Linked DNA regions of Homo sapiens: region 1 is linked to region 2. The links are chromatin loops, found by intact Hi-C in ENCODE. Cell type or tissue: right lobe of liver. All regions are shown on one strand. Each heading gives the region's core, and the rest is flanking DNA. Links, peaks and the distances in the headings are about the cores only.

What was found. Hi-C counts contacts between places; a loop is a spot of excess contacts. Peaks named below come from ENCODE experiments on the same cell type or tissue, not always from the same donor. Only the 100,000 strongest peaks of a DNase experiment are listed, where the experiment ranks them.
Region 1: it touches region 2 in a loop (2.8-fold over the local background); 91 of 110 quality-filtered maps call a loop at or near these places.

What each region holds. Positions count from the first base shown.
Region 1 is chr10:71,951,704-71,961,289 of GRCh38, reverse strand. No RefSeq gene overlaps it. Among named protein-coding and RNA genes, the nearest start is that of CHST3, 7.9 kb to the left of the region's middle. RefSeq lists silencers at 4,344-4,563, 5,011-5,120, 5,585-5,800. In right lobe of liver, for the core only: CTCF peaks have their summits at 4,832 and 5,037 (motif pointing left); DNase peaks (open chromatin) are centred at 4,606 and 5,009.
Region 2 is chr10:72,050,228-72,059,813 of GRCh38, reverse strand. SPOCK2 (SPARC (osteonectin), cwcv and kazal like domains proteoglycan 2) reads left to right here. Exons shown (of 11, transcript NM_001244950.2): 11 at 1-780. Among named protein-coding and RNA genes, the nearest start is that of SPOCK2, 34 kb to the left of the region's middle. In right lobe of liver, for the core only: no CTCF peak of the experiment used is centred there; a DNase peak (open chromatin) is centred at 3,603.

The DNA of each region.
Region 1 (9,586 bases), core at 3,963-6,462, 100 kb after region 2:
CATATAATTATCCACCCTTTGATTAAATTTAAAGGGCTATGTCACTCTCATATGAGTGACATAGAAAGGGGAATGCCTTTGTTGTACTGCTTGCTGTAAAGAATGAAATAAAAGATTAAGTTGGTCATTAGTCACATTTTGAATTAAGGCACATTCAATATTTTGTGTGGCTTGCACTACATAGGCTGAATCAGAAACAGTGTTTATTGGCTGTTTAAAAGTTTTTAACACTGTTATCACAGCCATAAGTTCAGCATTTTGAGCAGAAGCAAAGTCAGTTTGAAAAACTTGTTGTTGAGGTCCCACAAATGAGGCCTTTCCATTACTAGATCCATCAGTAAAAACAGTAATGGCCCCTTCAATAGGGGCTTTTTGAGTAATGGAAGGCAATATCCATGATATTAATTTAAGAAATTGGAATATTTTGGATTTAGGATAATGATTACCAAGAATGCCAATAAAACCTGCCAAATTAATTTGCCATTCCTGGGAATTAATATAAGCTTGCTGAATTTGTTGTTTGTTTAATGGAAGTATAATTTGATTTGGATCATATCCCATTAACTTTGTTGTGCACAGCCTTGCACACTACATTAATACAGCAACTTGATCTAAGTACAGAGTAAGCGTTTTGGTTGTATTGTGAGGTACAAAAAGCCGCTCAACCAGATCATTCTGTTGAACAATAATTCCTGTACGTGAATGTTTAGTAGGAAAAACTAAAAACTGTAATGACTGCAATGGGTCAACTCGAGTCACTTGTGCCTGTGGAAATTTTTCTTCAATTAATTGAAGTTTCTCTAATGCCTCCTTGGACAGGGAGTGTTTACTGTTTAAGTTAGAATCACCTCGTAAGGTAGAAAAGAGGTGAGACATAACATAAGTAGGACTGCCTAAAGTGGGATGAATCCAATTAATGTCTCCTAATAATTTTTGAAAATCATTAGAGGTTTTAAATTATCTCTTCTAATTTGAATGTTTTGAGGCTTAATAGTACTTTGTTCTACTTTCATTCCTAAATACTGAAAGGGAGTAGAAGTTTGGATTTTATCAGGGGCTATGATTAACCTTGCTGCTGTTACAGCCTTTTCCTCCCTAGTTTCAGCTGCACATAAAATATCATCCATGTAATGGATAATATAACATTTATTGAATTGTTCTCTAGCTGGCTTAATACCTTTTCTGACATAAGTTTGACAAATAGTAATACTTTCCAATGGTATTTGTCTGCTGGTTCTTTGTTATTTATAGCGGGAACAGTAAAAGCAAATTTTTCCTAATCTTGGGTAGCTAAAGGAATGGTAAAGAAGCAATCTTTTAAATTTATCACTATTAGAGGCCAGGATTTAGGAATCATAGTTGGGGAGGGCAGCTCTGGTTGCAGTGCACCCATGGGTAGAATGACAGCATTAACGGCCCTCAAATCTGTTAACATTCTCCATTTCTGGGATTTTTTCTTAATAACAAACACAGGAGAATTCCAAGGAGAGAGAGTAGGCTCTGTGTGTCCCTTTTGTAATTGTTTCTGTACCAATTATTTTAAAGCCTCCAGTTTTTCCTGTTTCAGTGGCCATTGCTCCACCCAAACTGGTTTAGCAGTTAACCAAACAAGAGGAATGGGAGCCGGAGGCTCAGCAATGGCCGTTCCTAAAAATGATACCCTAATCCAGTTTGATCTGTTTGTCCTTTTAGTTCTAAATGTTCTGGTTGGCCATTTTCATTTTTTCCTAGTCCCTTCCCTGGGAGATATCCCATTTTTCTCATCATTTGTTTACCGTTAATACTATACTGATCAATAGGAATAGGTATTTCAGCACCCCATTGTTGTAATAAGTCTCTACCCCATAGATCGACAGGAATAGGTGTAATAGGTTGAATTGTCCCTTCTTGGCCATCTGGCCCTTGGCATGGCAAAATTAAAGAACTTTGAAAAACTTCTGAGGCAGCCCCTACTCCAACAATACCAATGGATGCCTTTTGCTTAGGCCAATGCTGGGGCCATTGATTCAAACCAATATAGAAACATCAGCTCCAGTTATCTACTAGCCCTTCAAAGTTCTTTCCTTGAATGGTTACTGTACAAATAGGTCTCTTATCAGACACTTGATTAACCCAATATACAGCTTTTCCTGCTGGATTCATACTACCAAAGCCTCCCATTCTTTTTACTATGCTGCGTCCCAGTTTTGCATAAGGTAACAGTAACAACTGAGCGATTCTTTCTCCTGAGGAAGCAGACCATGGAATTGAGGAACTAGCAACTAATTGAATCTCTCTGGTATAATCAGAATCAATTATTCCTACATGCATAGTGACACCTCTAAAATTTAAACTAGACCTTCCTAGCAATAGACCAACTGTTCTGAGGGTAAAGGGCCCCTGACTCCCATGGGGACCTTCTTTGGTGGCTCCCCAGGAAGTAGGGAAATGGGAACTGTGCTGCAAAGATCTACAGCAACACTGCCTGCTGTGGCAGGGGACAACTGTTGTACATTTGTAAGGGCACTGAATGTGCCAGATATACCTTGGTTTGTTGAGGGGCCCGAGGTGGGCCCCTCTTCCCGTTTCCCAAAAAAAGGTTGCCCATCTTTGCTAAATTTAGAATGACACCGATTTGCCCAGTGATTGCCCTTCTTACATCAGGGGCATACGCCAGGACTTTTCTGTTGATTGATGGTAATAGTTTTTGCCTTTTGATTTTCTTTTCTACATTCCTTTTTTGTGTGTCCAAATTGCCCACAATTAAAACAAGAGCCTGAGAAACGGGGCATATTTTTTCCCACCTTTAGTCCAGCCATAGCTTGGGCTAAAAGAGTAGCCTTATTTAAGTTACCTCCAATGCCATCAGAAGCCTTAATATATTCAGCCAAATGAGCCTTCCCTCTCATAGGTCTAATAGCATTTTGACACTCTGTATTGGCATTATCATATGCAAGGAGTTGTATTACCACATCTTGAGCTATTTCATCAGTTATGGCTTTACGCACAGCCTCTTGGAGCCGAGCAATAAAGTCAGTATATGATTCTTTAGGTCCTTGTCAGACAGAACTGAAAGAAGGATATTTTTTCCCCATAACATTTATTTTTTTTCCATGCCCATAAACACACAGTGTGTAACTGAACAATGGCAACGTTTTTCATTACTGCTTGATTGTCTAGTCGGCCCCAATTAGGGCCCAACCCCATTAACTGTTCAAAGGAAACAGGCACAGGCGGCTGTGCTTGTGTGTTTTCTCTTGCTTGAGTTTGAGCTTCATCGGCCCACCAAGTTTTAAACTGCATGTACTGGGACGGAGTGAGAACAGGTTTTGTTAAAGTATCCCAGTCATATGGTATTAATCTATTATCAAGAGCCACATTTTTTAGTAAAGTTTGTACAAAAGGAGAATTTGGCCCATATTGACTAATGGCTTCCGCTTGAATTCCTTTAACAACTTAAAAGGAAAAGTGGCCCAATTAGCTATATTCTGCCCTCCTTGCTGGGTTATAGTAACTGGAAATTGCCATACTTCAAGGTCTCCCTCGGCTCTAGCCTTTTGAATAGAATTTTGTATAGCGCCACCAATAGCTCCAGGTTTTAATGTTGCAACTACAGGAGCAGTTTTTTAGTTTTTTAGCTAGTTCATGTTCTTGTCCATTAAGGGGAGAGGGAGGAGGTGGCCATTCACTTAATTCAGCAGGTGGAACCGACAGGCTAGTGAAATGTACCTTTTTCAGTTTCCCTCTCTTTTATTTAATTTCCTCTGGTTCCTGTTCCTCACATTCAGAATCTGAAGTTAATTTTTTACACTTGTCTGCCTCTTCCTCATCTGAATCTGTCTTGTCATTGTTTGAAATGGCTCAAGAGCTGCCTTTATCAATGCTCACACTGACCAAACAGAAACTGGAATTTTGGCTCCTTCTTTATGCACCTTTTTAAAATCTCTGCCAATTCTTTCCCATTCATCCAACCCCATTGTCCCTTGTTCTGGGAACCATGGGCAAACTGCTCTACTGTACTAAAGAGTGTTAATAAATTCTGAGTACTAACTTTCACTCCCCCTTTCCATAATAAATGCCTTAAGAAATTTAAATAACTAAGGCCGGGAGTGGTGGCTCACGCCTGTAATCCCAGCACTTTGGGAGGCCAAGGCAGGCATATCACAAGGTCAGGAGATCGAGACATTCCTGGCTAACACGGTGAAACCCTGTCTCTATTAAAAATACAAAAAATTAGCTGGGCATGGTGGCACATGCCTGTAGTCCCAGCTACTCGGGAGGCTGAGGTGGGAGAATGGCGTGAACTCGGGAGGCAGAGATTGCACTGAGCCGAGATCGTGCCACAGTACTGCAGCCTGGGTGACAGAGCAAGGCTCTGTCTCAAAAAATGTAGGGATCAGCCCTACAGGGCCTGTAGGTTTTTCTCCTTGTGTGCGGAGACGAGAGATCATAGAAATAAAGACACAAGACAAAGAGATAGAAGAAAAGACAGCTGGGCCCGGGTGACCACTACCACCAAAATGTGGAGACCGGTAGTGGCCCCGAATGCCTGGCTGTGCTGTTATTTATTGTATACAAGGCAAGGGGGCAGGGTAAGGAATGTGAGTCATTTCCAATGATAGGTAAGGTCATGTGAGTCACATGTCCACCAGACAGGGAGCCCTTCCCTGTTTGGCAGCTGAGGCAGAGAGAGAGAGAGGGGACAGCTTATGCCATTATTTCTTCTATGAATTTCTTGGAGAGATCAAAGACTTTAATATTCTCACTAATTCTGCTACTGCTATCTAGAAGGCAGAGCCAGGTGTACAGGGCTGAACATGAAAGTGGACAAGGAGCGTGACCGCTGAAGCACAGCATCACAGGGAGACGTTTAGGCCTCTGGATGGCTGTGGGTGGGCTTAACTGATGTCAGGCCTTTCACAAGAGGTGGTGGAGCAGAGTCTTCTCTAACTCCCCCAGGGAAGGGGAGACTCCCTTTCCCCGTCTGCTAAGTAACGGGTGCCTTCCCAGGCACTGGTACTACCGCTAGACCAAGGAGCCCTCTAGTGGCCCTGTCTGGGCGTGACAGAGGGCTCGCATTCTTGTCTTCTGGTCACTTCTCACCATGTCCCTTCAGCTCCTATCTCTGTATGGCCTGGTTTTTCCTAGGTTATAATTGTAAAACAGAGATTATTATAATATTGGAATAAAGAGTAATGCTACAAACTAATGATTGATAATATTCATATATAATCGTGTCTATATTCTACGTCTAATATAACTATTCTTATTTTAAGTATTTTCTTTATTATACTGTAACAAGCTTGTGCCTTCAGTCTCTTGCCTTGGCGCCTGGGTGGCTTGCCACCCACACACAAAAAAAAGAAATGTAAATAAGCAGAATGTTTACTTTCATTCTGTCCCATTGTTACCCTGGTTCTTACGAGTGCCCAGCTTACCTGCCGAGCTTCTTTCAGTCATCCTCGGGTGTCCTCTGACAATGTGTCCTCTGCTTCCACATGCTCTAGTGTTCCTTCACCAGGGTCTTCATAGCCCCATGTTGGGCGCCAGAAATGTTAGGGTGATCAGACCCAACACTAGGCCATGGGGGCTACGAAGTCTGGCAGAGTCAAATGAATGAGAAAAGACAAGTTAAGAGTGCATAAGGTGGGTCCAGGGGGCCAATGCTGGTATGGAGGCTGTGAAGCACCCGAGCTCTGGGAACCCACACTATTTATTGGTGATCAAACAAAGAAGCAGGTGGTGAGGACATGCGGATATGGGGGTAGAAAGGTAGCGGTGCATCAAGCGTAGCTGTGACACTTTAGCATTTTCTTTGACACATATGAATATGCTCTGCTGCTTGAGATAATGGAGAACATGTTTATGAGCCTGGGAGAGCAACCAACAAGTCTGTGCACATTCCAGAGGCTACGAGGGGTTGTATGCCCTGAGCCCTGGATTCCATCCAAGTCATGAGGAGTTTTATGCCCTGGGCTTAAATTTGTGGTGCGGCAGGGCAGCCTTCCACCCTTTGGCACAGAGCTTGGTGTTCCAAAGGCCACAAGGGGTTTTAGACCCGGACCCCGGACATCTTCCAATACTCTTTTATATTATGACAGACAAGCCAGTCCTGCCTCAGCAACTCTACCAACATCAAGTCTTAGTTGTGGGGGTTGATGGACTCATCTGACGTCCATGCACCAGCAGACCTCCTACTTGTTCCCTGTTTGATACCGTTTTCTCACACTCTTTCCTTATCATGCCTCGTTGCCCCACCCCCATTCTAGGCCAAGACCTTTTAGCCAAATTCAAAGCTTCTATCACCTTTTCCTGCTCCCCTCAAGCAGAGTCCCTCCTGCTCCTCTCCACTAGTCCAGCCTCTGATCCCTCTCCCCAGTACCACTTCCCGCCTCTCTCTTTAACCCAGTAGTGTGGGACACCACCATCCCTTCCATAGCTGCTCACCATGACCCCATCAAAATCCAGTTAAAAGACCCCTCCAAATTTCTCAATGTTCGCCAATACCCAATCTGCCTAACTCACCAAAAAGGCCTACAACCCATCATAAACAAGCTCTGCTTATGCACTCTTCTTAGACCGACACACTCTCCATATAACACCCCCATCCTCCCTGTTAAAAAATATGATGGCTCTGGGCCAGGCGCAGTGGCTCACGCCTGTAATCCCAGCACTTTGGGAGGCCAAGGCAGGTGGATTGCCTGAGGACAGGAGTTCGAGACCAGTCTGGCCAACATGGTGAAACCCCGTCTCTACTAAAAATAGAAAAAAATTAGCCAGGCATGGTGGCATGCACCTGTAATCCCAGCTACTCAGGAGGCTGAGGCAGGAGAATTGCTTTAACCGGGGAGGTGGAGGTTGCAGTGAGCCAAGATCACATCACTGCACTCCAGCCTGGGTGACAGAGCAAGACTTTGTCTCAAAAGAAAAAAAAAATCTGATGGCTCATACCAACTCGTTCAGGACCTCTGAGCCATCAATCAGGCTGTCCTCCCTATCCATCCCATAGTCCCTAGCCCCTATACACTTCTCTCTCTTGTCCCCACCAACACCACCCACTACACCACAATTGACCTGAAGGATGCCTTCTTTACCATTCCCCTACACCCTGATGCCCCAAACCTATTTGATTTCACCTGGACTGACCCTGACACCCTCCAGTTACAACAACTCACATGGACTGTCCTTCCTCAGGGCTTCAGGGATAGCCCTCATTTCTTCCGACAAGCTCTAGTCTGAGGCCTCACCTCCTTAAACCTGTCTCCCAGTCTTCTTGTTTAATACGTGGAAGACCTTCTTCTTTGCAGCCTCTCTCTAAGAGACTCTCAAATTCACACGGCCACTCTCTTAAACTTTCTCACTATCAAAAGGTATAGGGTCTCCCCCTCCAAGGCCCAACTAACTCTCCACCTCCATGGTGACCTACTTAGGAATTCAACTTTCCCCTGGGGCCTGGGTTATGACTCCAGCTGGGGCAGCATTAATAGATAATCTACCCCCATCCTCCTCCAAAAGCGAAATCCTTTCCTTCCTAGGGCTAGCAGGCTTCTTCAGAATATGGATTTCCAACTTTGTCCTCCTAGTTGATGTCCTCTATGAAGTGGCCAAAGGCCCTCTCAATGAACCCCTAAACCCCACACATAACATACACCCCAGCTTTCGCAAACTCCAAACTGCTCTTGTCACTGCATCAGCTCTGTCCTTACCTGATATCTCCCAACCTTTCACTCTCTATACTGCCGAAAGCCAAGGAATAGCCCTCGGTGTCTTAGCACAACAGAAAGGAAATCCTTCCTTTGCCCCTGTAGCTTACCTCTCTAAACAACTAGATAACACAGTCAAAGGGTGGCCAACCTGCCTTAAAGCACTAGCAGCAGTTACCGTTTTAGCTCTAGAAAGCAGGAAACTAACTTTCAGCCAGAATACCACCATCCACAGTCCTCATAATCTACAAGATCGCCTCTCCTCCCGAGCACTAAGCTCCCTTCCTCCTTCCTGGATTCAATTACTCCATGCCCTCTTTATCGAAAATCCCGAATCCAGTCTTGCCAAAAGTGCTCCCCTGAACCCAGCATCCTTACTCCCTGTATTCTCTTCCCCTCCTACTCATTCTTGCACTGACATTCTGGACCATGTACAGCTACATTTCCCAAACATTTCCTCCGAGTCTCTCACCAGCCTTGATGAACAACTATTCATAGATGGCTCCTCTTCTGGGCCCACCAGCTCCCCCAAAATTGCTGGATATACATTTGTTTCCCTTGACAAGTAATTGAAGCCAAGCCCCTACCCCCAGGAACCTCCTCCCAAAAGGCAGAACTCATAGCTCTCACCAGGGCTCTAACCCTTTCCAAAGGCAAATGAGTCAACATTTATACAGACTCCAAATATGCCTATCACATTCGTCATTCCCACACCTCCATCTGGCAAGAGAGAGGATTCCTTACTGCCAAAGGAACCCCCATCACTAACAGCCCCCTTATTTACCAACTCCTTCAGGTTGCACACCTCCCAGCGAAAGCAGGAGTTATACACTGTCGAGGACATCAAACAGGATCAGATGAAATCTCAAGAGGGAACAGAAAGGCCAATGAGGCAGCAAAAGAATCCTCCCTTTCTTCTGCCCCTCCCCCTCTCCTCCTCATTATCTCAGCAATCCAACCCAAGTACTCTCTCACTGAGAAAGCTTCGCTACTACAGCAAGGAGCCTCCTTTCAAGGGACTGGATAGTCAAAAATCAAAAGCTCATCCTCCCCCAAGAGCAAACCAAAGAAATTCTGACATCTCTTCACCAATCCTTCCATATTGGTGAGCACCCCTGTACCTACTCCATCGCCCTTATTTCTCCTCTCCCCTTCTATTCACGTCACTAAAAGACATAACCTTAAACTGTCATATATGCTGTGTTACTTCCTCCCAAGGGGCCCTCCGCTCTCCCCCTATTCCTACACATCAGCTCAGAGGAACACTCCCAGGGCAGGACTGGCAAGTAGACTTCACCCACATGCCTCCCGTCAAGAGGACAAAATTTCTTCTTACTCTTATAGATACCTTCTCTGGGTGGGTAGAAGCATTTCCTACCTTTCCAGAAAAGGCCGCAGATGTCCCCCAAATTCTTATAACAGAAATCATCCCTAGATTTGGTCTCCCTCACTCCATACAATCAGACAGTAGCCCTAGCTTCATCTCCCAAATCACCCAACAGGTTTCTCAGTCCCTCAGCATCCAGTGGTGACTTCATATCCCATACTGGCCCCAGTCATCTGGAAAAGTCAAGAGGGCAAATGGGATCCTTAAAGCTTAGTTGACCAAACTCATTCTTGAAGTCCAAAACCCATGGACCTCCCTTTTGCCCATAGCACTGGCCTGCATCAGAGCCAGTCCAAAAGCACCCTTGTTCCTCAGTCCATTTGAGTTAATGTATGGACAGCCTTTCCTCTTACAAAACAGGCCCCCTTCTAACTCTCAGCTAGGAGAATACCTCCCAACACTCTCCCTCATCCACCATCTCCTCCACCAACAAGCTGACCAGGCCCTCCCAAAACCCCACGAAGGCCCCCCAACCGGAATCTCCTTCCAGGACAGCATGTCTTGCTAAAAACTCTTA
Region 2 (9,586 bases), core at 2,295-4,794:
GAGGGTCCAAGGGTGATGGAGAAGGAAGCATGGCCTGGGAGCTTGGAAGGGAGGGGTGGTGGGTGGCGGCATCTTGACTGCCCCCTGTTGTCCCACACGTGGGGGGTGGTCACCCCCCTTCACTCCAGCCCGCCTGCCTTCAGCCTTCCATGAGCTTCACCTGCTTCCAACTTCACTTTGGAGGGGGTGGGGTCCGTTGGCATCAACACGGGGACCCTCTGCTTCACCAAAGCCCGAGCCCTCAGCCCCTGGGGAGAACAAATGGCTGAGCTTTGATACCTGGGGTCGTCGAGAGGCTGCGGGCTGGCGGCAGTCCCAGGGGAGAGACACCACAGAAGGAGACCCAGACATCCCGAGGAAGTTCCCAGCAGAGCAAACTGCTTTCCAGCCTGAAGCCTGCTTAAACTGTGTGATGTGCAATAACTGAGCTTAGAGTTAGGAATTGTGTTCAAGTGCTTGGATTTCCGTCTGTAGATTTAACTGCTGAAATTGTATCTCTCAGTAATTTTAGATGTCTTTTAAAAAATTGAAAAACAAAGTGTTAGACTGTGTGCGTGTGCGTTGATGGGCACTCAAGAGTCCCGTGAGTCATCCAGCCCTGCCTTTCCCCTGCGCCCCCATCCTCTCACGTCCCGCCCCGCCTCCACTTGGGGACCCTGCCTCGTGTCGTCTTTATCTGCCTATTACTCAGCCTAAGGAAACAAGTACACTCCACACATGCATAAAGGAAATCAAATGTTATTTTTAAGAAAATGGAAAATAAAAACTTTATAAACACCATCTGCTGGCAATACTCTGATTATTCTTACCCTTGGTATTATTTTTCACGAAAACAGCATTTATGGCTGAGCGTGGTGGCTCACACCTATAATCCCAGCACTTTGGGAGGCTGAGGCAGGACAATCCCTTGAGCCCAGGAGTTTGAGACTGGCCTAGGCAACATAGTGAGACCCCGTATCTATCAAAACAAAAAAATTAGGCTGAGAAGGAGGGGCAGTGGGTGAGGCTAAGGATTGCTTGAGCCTAGGAGGTTGAGGCTGCAGTGAGCTATGGTCGTGCCACTGCATTCCAGCCTGGGCAACAGAGGGAGACTATCTCTTAAAAGATAAAAATACAGTACAGTACAATTCAGTGGCATTTAGTACGTTCGCAGTGTCATACAGCCGTCACCACAATCCAACTCCAGAGCATTTTCATCCAGGGTATGAGCTTTTCAAAGACTTCAACCACCTCTTAGCAAACGGCTTGTGAGAAAGGTAAAACCAGTTGAGACAGCGCCGCTAGTGGAGTATGTATCGGGCCCTTACATGCTTGTTAGCATTATGATTCTAATTTTTAAATTTTTTTTTGAGACAGAGTCTCGCTTTGTCGCCCAGGCTGGAGTGCAGTGGCACGATTTTGGCTCACTGCCACCCCACCTCCCAGGTTCAAGTGATTATCCTGCCTCAGTCTCCCAAGTAGCTGGGACTACAGGCACCCGCCACCATGCCTGACTAATTTTGTATTTTAAGTAGAGACGGGGTTTCACCATGTTGGCCAGGCTGGTCTCGAACTCCTGACCTCTAGTGATCCTCCCGTGCTGGCCTCCCAAAGTGCTGGGATTACAGGCGTGAGCCACCATGCCCGGCCCATGATTCTATTTTTTTATGTATTTTTATTTTTTATTATTTTTTTTGAGACAGTCTTGCTCTGTTGCTCAGGCTGGAATGCAGTGGTGCAGTCTCGGCTCACTGCAACCTCCGTCTCCCCACTTCAAGCGATTCTCCTGCCTCAGCTGCCCAAGTAGCTGGGACTACAGGTGTGTGCCACCATACCCGGCTAATTTCTGTATTTTTAGTAGAGACAGGGTTTCACTCTGTTGGCCAGGCTGATCTGCCCACCTTGGCCTCCCAAAGTCCTGGGATTACAAGCATGAGCCACCACGCCTGGCCAGTGTGGCAGAAGAATACCTAAATGTCTTACTTTTATTTCTGGGATTATCTGAGCTGGGGGACTGTCGTCATTATTCTGTGACTTTTCTTCTCTTGGGCCTTGCCAACCCCTCACTAGACGTGTCTTTTAACAAATTGTTTGCGGTGTGGAGGGGGATGGAATCTGGGCACAGGAGCTCTAATCTCTAGCCCTGGAGCTTGCTAACTGTGGCCTTGGGCCAGGATCTGCTGGATGGATCACCTGTGGTAACCAGCCCCCGTGCTTTCCAAACAGCGAAAGCCCCCGGTGCCAGCCTGCAGCCAGGGCACGCTCTGCCCGTCTGGCTGGAACGACTCCTTAGGAAGGGAGCTTTTCTGCCATTCATTGTGTCTCAATGCCACCAGCAAGCTCAGACTTGGAGGCTCAGGAGCTTTCTGGAAGGTGGCGTGAGGAGCGATGGGGTTTGCCAAGGGGCTGCTCCCAGCATGTAGGATGAAAGGGATGGTGATGAGAACAGCGGTTTCGGATTCGGAGTGGCTAGGAGGAGCCTGCAGCCTGCTGAGGGGGAGGCCTTCTGAATGAGCGTCTTCAACCGTCAGGGAAATGTTGGCTTTTGTACCTGGCGGATTGACATTTGCTCAGGTGACGGGAAGCCAGAGGCCAGCCAGGGCCCCGGCTTCTGGAACAATCCTTCCATTGTCACCATGTCCTGTCAACCTGGGTTCCCAGGGTTCCTTGGCCCAACAGCAAACAGAGCATTGCCGGGGACAGGCCCAGGTGTCAACCTGCAGTACAGACGTGGCTGCGGCCGTTCGGGAAACCATTGCTGGAGCCCAGATGCGTGGGAACCCCCTGCCCACCCCCTCCCTGGGCACAGCACCGTCCTCAACCAGGCCTCCCCATGTGCCCACCGCATCCTGGCACCTTGCTTTCCCTCAGCATTTAGCCTCCTGGGAACAGGGTCTATGTATTGACTTCTCTCCGGTGAATAACTGGGTCCTGGGAACAAATCTGAAAGAAAAAACCCAGACTGCACACAGAGTCCTACAGGCAGCATTTCCCTCCCACCCGCCACCTTTGTGGAGAGCTCAGAGAGGTGAGGGGGTGTATTTGACCAAAAACAAACAAAAACCAGAACTTTTTATATTTTGAGCAAAATAGGTGAGGGAGAGGAGAGGAAAAAACAAACATTTCTATGTTCCCTTCAATGCCCTATGTCCTTTACATTATTATTATTATTATTATTATTATTATTATTATTATTATTCAGAGAAGGTTTCTCACTCTGTTACCTAGGCTGGAGTGCAGTGGTGAGATCATAGCTCACAGTAACCTCAGACTTCTGGGCACAAGTAATCCTCCCACCTCAGCCTCCCTAGTAGCTGGAACTACAGGTGTGTGCTACCATGCCCAGCTAATTGTTAAACTTTTTGTAGAGATGGGGGTCTTGCTATGTTGCCCAGGCTGGTCTCGAACTCCTGGGCTCAGCCTCCCAAAGTGCTGGGATCACAAGCGTGAGCCAGTCCAGGCTGCGTCTGCTGTTGAATCCCCTCAGCAACTCCACGAGGCAGGGATCACCAGCCACTCAGACCCATTTATGGATGAGAAGACTCTGTTTCCCAGGGCTGACCTTGGCTCAGGCAGGGGTGTGTGGTGGAGCCTTGGTGTTGCTCCAGGCCTGGCTCACTGCAAGTTCAGCTGCCCAGGGCTGTAGCCACTCCTGGCATGCCTCCCGCACTGAGATAATGCCCAAGGTGGAAAATCCTGTGTTTTCATCAGTAAGTCATGGTTGAATGTGGATGGGAGCGTGGGTACTGGGGAAGTACAGAAGAAGGTAAGACATGGAGATTCTTCCAGGACCTGCTTCTGAACTTGGGTCAGCACCTCTCCATGGGCCTCAGTTTCCCCATCTGTAAGATGAGGGGATTGGACTCAGTTGTCCAGTGTTGTGAGTCTGTGAAAACGTGCACAGGCAAACAAACAAACAAACAAAAAAACAAAAAACATGCACAGGTACGAGTCCAGAAAATGTCTTGTTAGGTTCGGGATTGTCTTGCTTTCTCTCTCTCTCTCTCTCTCTCTCACATTGCACATTTGGTGTGACTCTGCCACTGTTTCTCTGGAAGGGTGGGCATCCTTGATGCACCCCTGTGGGATGGGTCAGCCTCTAGAGAAAGCTGGGCTGACCCTTGAGGTCAAGCTCCTGCTCCCGCTGCCCATCCTCTTCTGATTCCAGCCATGCCAGTAGAGGGGAGGGTGGATGCCTTCCAAGTCTCCCAGGAATATTTGCTTCCCTGGCGCTGGTGGGGAAGGAGGCCCCTCCCTGCACTATCTCCTCTCAATCTCCTTATTTTAATTTTATTTATTTATTTATTTGTTCTTGAGACAGAGTCTCACTCTGTCGCCCAGGCTGGAGTGCAATGGCGTGATCTCAGCTCACTGCAACCTCCGCCTCCCGGGTTCAAGCGATTCTCCTGCTTCAGCCTCCCAAGTAGCTGGGATTATAGGTGCACACCACAATACCCAGCTAATTTTTTTTTGTATTTTTAGTATAGATGGGGTTTCACTATGTTGTCCAGGCTGGTCTAGAATTCCTGACCTCAAGTGATCCACCCGCCTTGGCCTCCCAAAGTGCTGGGATTACAGGCATGAGCCACCGTGCCTGGCCTCAATCTCCTTTATAGTCTATCTGAGGGGGAAAAAAAGCGAAACTATTTTTTTCTCTTCTACTCTCACTCTGTCAACACACAATACTTCCCCTTTGGTCACCAAAATGTGTGGGGATTTTTCTCTACACACCAAGTTGTTCTCCAGGGGACACCACTTAGCTGTCCCACATTCAATTCAATTCCTACACTGCCTGGAGAGAGTGACACATCGTGCAGGTCAGGGCTCAGTCCCACCAGGCACAGTGGCGAACTGGGAGGCCAAAATGGGAGGATGTCTTGAGGCCAGGAATTTGAGACCAGTCTGGGCAACAGAGTAAGACCCAATCTCTACAAAAAAGCAAAACAATTAGTCAGATGAGGTGGCATGCACCTACAGTCCCAGTTACTTGGGAGGCTGAGGCTGGAGGATTGCTTGAGCCTGGGAGGTCAAGGCTGCAGTGAGCCATAATTATACCACTGCACTCCAGCCTGGGCAAGAGAGTGGGACCCTGTCTAAAAAAAATTAAAATGAATTTAGCAATTTTAAAAAGGGCTCAGTCCCACAAGTCTGCCCCCACCTCAGATGCCCGTCACCAGCCCCAGGTTCTGACCTGTGCTTCTGACCTATGGGCTACAGATCAGGGTTCTCATACTCCCTCCTCAGGTTCAGTTAATTTGCTAGAGCCTTGCAGAACTGAGGGAGACACCTTTACCCATTTATGGTGAAGGATATTTCAGAGGACACAGATGAACAGCCCGATGGAAGAGATGCATAGGGTGAGGTGGGTGGGAAGGGACGTGGAGCCTCCATGCCCTCCATGGGCACCACCCTCCAGGAACCTCCATGTGTTCAGCTGTCAGGAAGCTCTCCAAACCCTGTCTTTTTGGGTTTCTATGGAGGCTTCATTATGTAGGCATGACTGATGAAATCACTGGCCACTGGTGATCGCCTCAACCTTTGGCCCCTCTCCCTTCCCCAGCGGTTGGGGGTAGTTGGTTCCCCTGGCAGCCAGTCCTTATCCTGAGGGTATCCAGGAGCCCCCCAGGAGTCACCTCATTGGAACAAAAGATGCTCCTATCACTCCAGAAATTCCAAGGGATTTCAGAGCTCTGTGTCAGAAGTTCCTATCACTCAGGAAATTACAAAGGTTTTGGGCTCTGGGTCAGGAACTGAGGGCAAAGACCAAATACATATTTCTTCTTATATCACGATATCACAGTCAGTGACACCAACAGAGGCTGCGCTCAGTGGGGCAACCTCTCCTCCTCCGCAGCCCCAGCCTCCTCCCTGACTCTGCCAGGCAGCTAGCTCCAGCCAGGTCCTCCAACACTCCCCTTGTCCTGGAGGGCCAGCCTGGGGCCTGGCAACGCCCAGCTGTTCAACATGAAGTTGCCCCAGGACCCCCAGGATCACCCTGGAGGGGCCCCCATCAGGAGACGCAAGACCCCTGGGCCAGGGCTGAGAGGGCCTGTTCACTTGCTGAGCTGCTGATGGGCAGGTGACGGCCTATCCTGCAGCAGTTAGAGGGCAGCTAGGGAGACGTGGGCTCCTACCTTTCTCTCCCTGCACCCCTTCTCCAGCATTGTTCCCAGCAGGCTTGGGACTCCACTGAACTTGGATCTCTTTGGTTTTGTTCCTTGTCCTCTCCCTCTGCTCACACACTGGGCTCCAAGGAGCCCGTTCAACCCCAGATTCTTGGATTCAGAATCCTGGGATCATCAAATCCCAGAGATGTCAAAGCTCATTTGGTCTGCCCCTTCCTTAGAGCTACACCATCCGGCCTTGACCCTTGGAGATGGGATGTCCACTTGGCTGGGTTTATTGCACCCTTGCTGTATGCAAGGCTCTTTGCTTATCAGGCTTGGAGAAATTGAGTTAGGTGGTGCAAAAGAGGATACAGAGGGAAATAGTGCCCGGCCTGCCTTAGGAAGCCCACAGTCCAATAAAAAAGACACAAGAACACGTGTCTCAGTGTGATTTTTCTCGGGGCAGGAAGGTGCTTTCCCAAGGGTTGCAAACTCTTTGTGAAGGGGTGACGGGGCCTGTGTGACAGTAGGGAGGGCTGGGAATGGTGGTGGTCTGCTGGGTGCACACCGTGTGCAGAGGGTGCTGCAGACCTTGTGCGTGCTATGGCTGGGAGGCAGGAAAGGATTCAAATGAAGACTGGAGAAATAGTTGGGGCTGAACTGTCCAGGCTAAAGTCTGCCTTCTAGTTGGGTACAGATTCATCAATACCTGCTGAATGAGTGCATTCCCCAGCTTAGCCCTGATCACCTGTCACTTGGACAGTTGCAGCAGCTGGCAAACTGGGCTTCTAGCTCCTTCCTTTCTAGCGCTCCTCGTCCACTTTTGTCATAACTACCATGGAGATGGGTGAGGTGGGGTCTTTCCTCTACATAAAACCCTCAATGACTCCCTACTACCCACAGGGTGAAAGTCAAGTTCCTTCACCTTTTGAAAGCCTGGAGAATTGGTCCTCACCCTTGTCATCAGCCTCATTGTCCTCCCTTTTCCCTCTACCCTCTGTGCCTTACAATCTTTTGCTTAGGGCTGCCCCCACTGCCTGAAAATGTTCACCACTCCTTTCTTTACTTTCCTACACATCCTTCAAAACCCAGGCCAAGCCAGGTGCAGTGGTGCATGTCTGTAGTCTCAGCTACTTGGGAGGCTGAGGCAGGAGGATCACTTGAGCCCAGGAGTTCAAGACCAGCCTAGGCAACATAGGGAACCCTTTCTCTTAAAAAAAAAATAAAACTGGCCTGGTGTGGTGGCTCATGCCTGTAATCCCAACACTTTGGGAGGCTGAGGCAGGTGGATCGCTTGATTCAATACCAGCCTGGGCAACATGGCGAAACCCCATCTCTACTAAAAATACAAGAACATTAGCCTGGCATGGTGGCAGGTGCCTGTAATCCCAGCTACTCAGGAGGCTGAGGCAGGAGAATCGCTTGGACCCAGGAGGCAGAGGCTGCAGTGGACTGAGATAGCGCCACTGCACTCCAGCTTGGGTGACAGAGTAAGATTCCGTCTCAAAAAAAAAAAAAAAAATTAACCCAGCTCAAATGTCATGACTTCCCTGACCTCCGCAGGCAGAGAGAACTAGGCTGCCTCTGCTCCTTGATGGCCTTGCACAGGCCTCTACCCTGCCCTGGGCTAGATATACGATATATCTATAAGGATATAGAACTGGGTTGCATCTTCTTGACTCCCTGAAGCGCTTCCTGCCAAGTTCTTTGGCATGTCTTGTCACATCTGTATCCTTGAGGCCTGGGCCTCGTGGGTAACCAGGACATACATTGAAATGAATGCATGAATGAATGATCTTGACCCAATTCAGCCCTGACATCACCCTTAGGCTACCTTCTCTACTTGTCATTTGAATATCATCCATGTCTAAAACATCTACCAGCCTGGCCAACGTGGTGAAACCCCATCTCTACCAAAAATATACAAAAAATTAGCTGGGAGTGGTGGCATGGGCCTGTAGTCCCTACTACTTGGGAGGCTGAGGCAAGATAATTGCTTGAACCCTGGAGGTGGAGGTTGCAGTGAGCCGAGATTGTGCCACTGCACTACAGCCTGGGTGACAGAGCAAGACCCTGTCACAAAAAATAAATAAATAAAAAATAAAATAAAATAAAACATCTAAGAGCACTCTTAGTACTTTTTCTCACCGTTGGAGATTCATTTCTCTTCAGTTACTTTAAACAATTTTACTTTTCCCTTTAGAATCTTTCTGTAAATTTTTTCCAAGCCAACATATCCCAGCTGCTTCTTGTTGGAAACCAAAATGTCAACACTTTACATGAATTTCTGAAAATGTTATATTTAGTTAAAAAAACAAGTTTTTAGTAATTTTGATTTACAAAATTTGCACCAGTAAATTTGGTGGCTGCATCTAAGGTATTTTGGTATTTTGGCAAATTGGCCTACTTTCTGCCTCTTGAACTTTTGTCCCAGCTTATATTTCAAAGAGAACTGTAATCCAAAGGAATGACTGAGGGTGGGCATGTGTGTCCTTTGGAGAGAGTCTGATTTGTTATCTTCTCTTACCCTATTCATAATTGACTTCAATTCACATCCCTGTGCTTTTTCAGCGTCACCCTTTTCAGCACTAAGCACCCATCAGAAAGTGCCCTGGAGTGACCTGTCTGAACCGGAGAGAGGGCTGCTGCCAGGATGGGCACCGTCTCCCTTTGCTTTCACTGGTTGCTTGGTCAGCAGGGGCAGGGTTTTAGAAACAGGACTGTACCAGCCAAGAGCCTTTGGTTGCAAGTGACAGACACCTACCTAACTCTGACTGGCTTAGACAGAGAAATAATGTATTGGCTCTCACAGAAGATGGGGATCCTGCAGCAAGTCTTGGAATTGAAGGAAGAATTTGAGGAACCAGGTCTTTGGGGATGGCAACTGTGAGTTCAGCACCCCAGGGCTCCTCCATGCTGACCGTCTTTGCTTTACTGTTTCTTTTCACCTGTTGGCCTCATTCTGTCTGACTCCTGATGGGCTGTCTCCATGTAGCAGGGAACAAGACTGCCCCAGCAGACAGAGAGAGCTGGTTGCACCCGAAATCTGCATATTAATCCCAGGGAAGGACCCTGATTGGATCCGTTACTGTTGCCAGGTGGATGGAATGCAGTGATTGGCCAGGTCTGGGCCAGTCATGTGCCCATGCTTGCCTCCAGGGCATGGGTCTATTACCAGGGGAAGGGACCCTGGAAAGACACAAAACCAACAGCCCTCTCTATACAAGAGGTGAGTGAAATAGCTTGAAGGAAAACCCCTGGGGAGGTGTGTAAATGTCAAATTCTTTATTTAGCATGCTTGGGGACCCAGGATTTTGTAAAGATTTAGACTCTGCTGTTTCATTTCAACCTACTGACCCCACTTGGCCACATAACTTCATCCAACTAAGCTCATTGCTCACTGCTTGGTGAAGAAATATTCAAGGAAGGGATGGATGAATGTTACTGTGCATGACCCACACGTTCCTCCTCTGGGTCTTTCACTGCTCTATCGCCTGGAA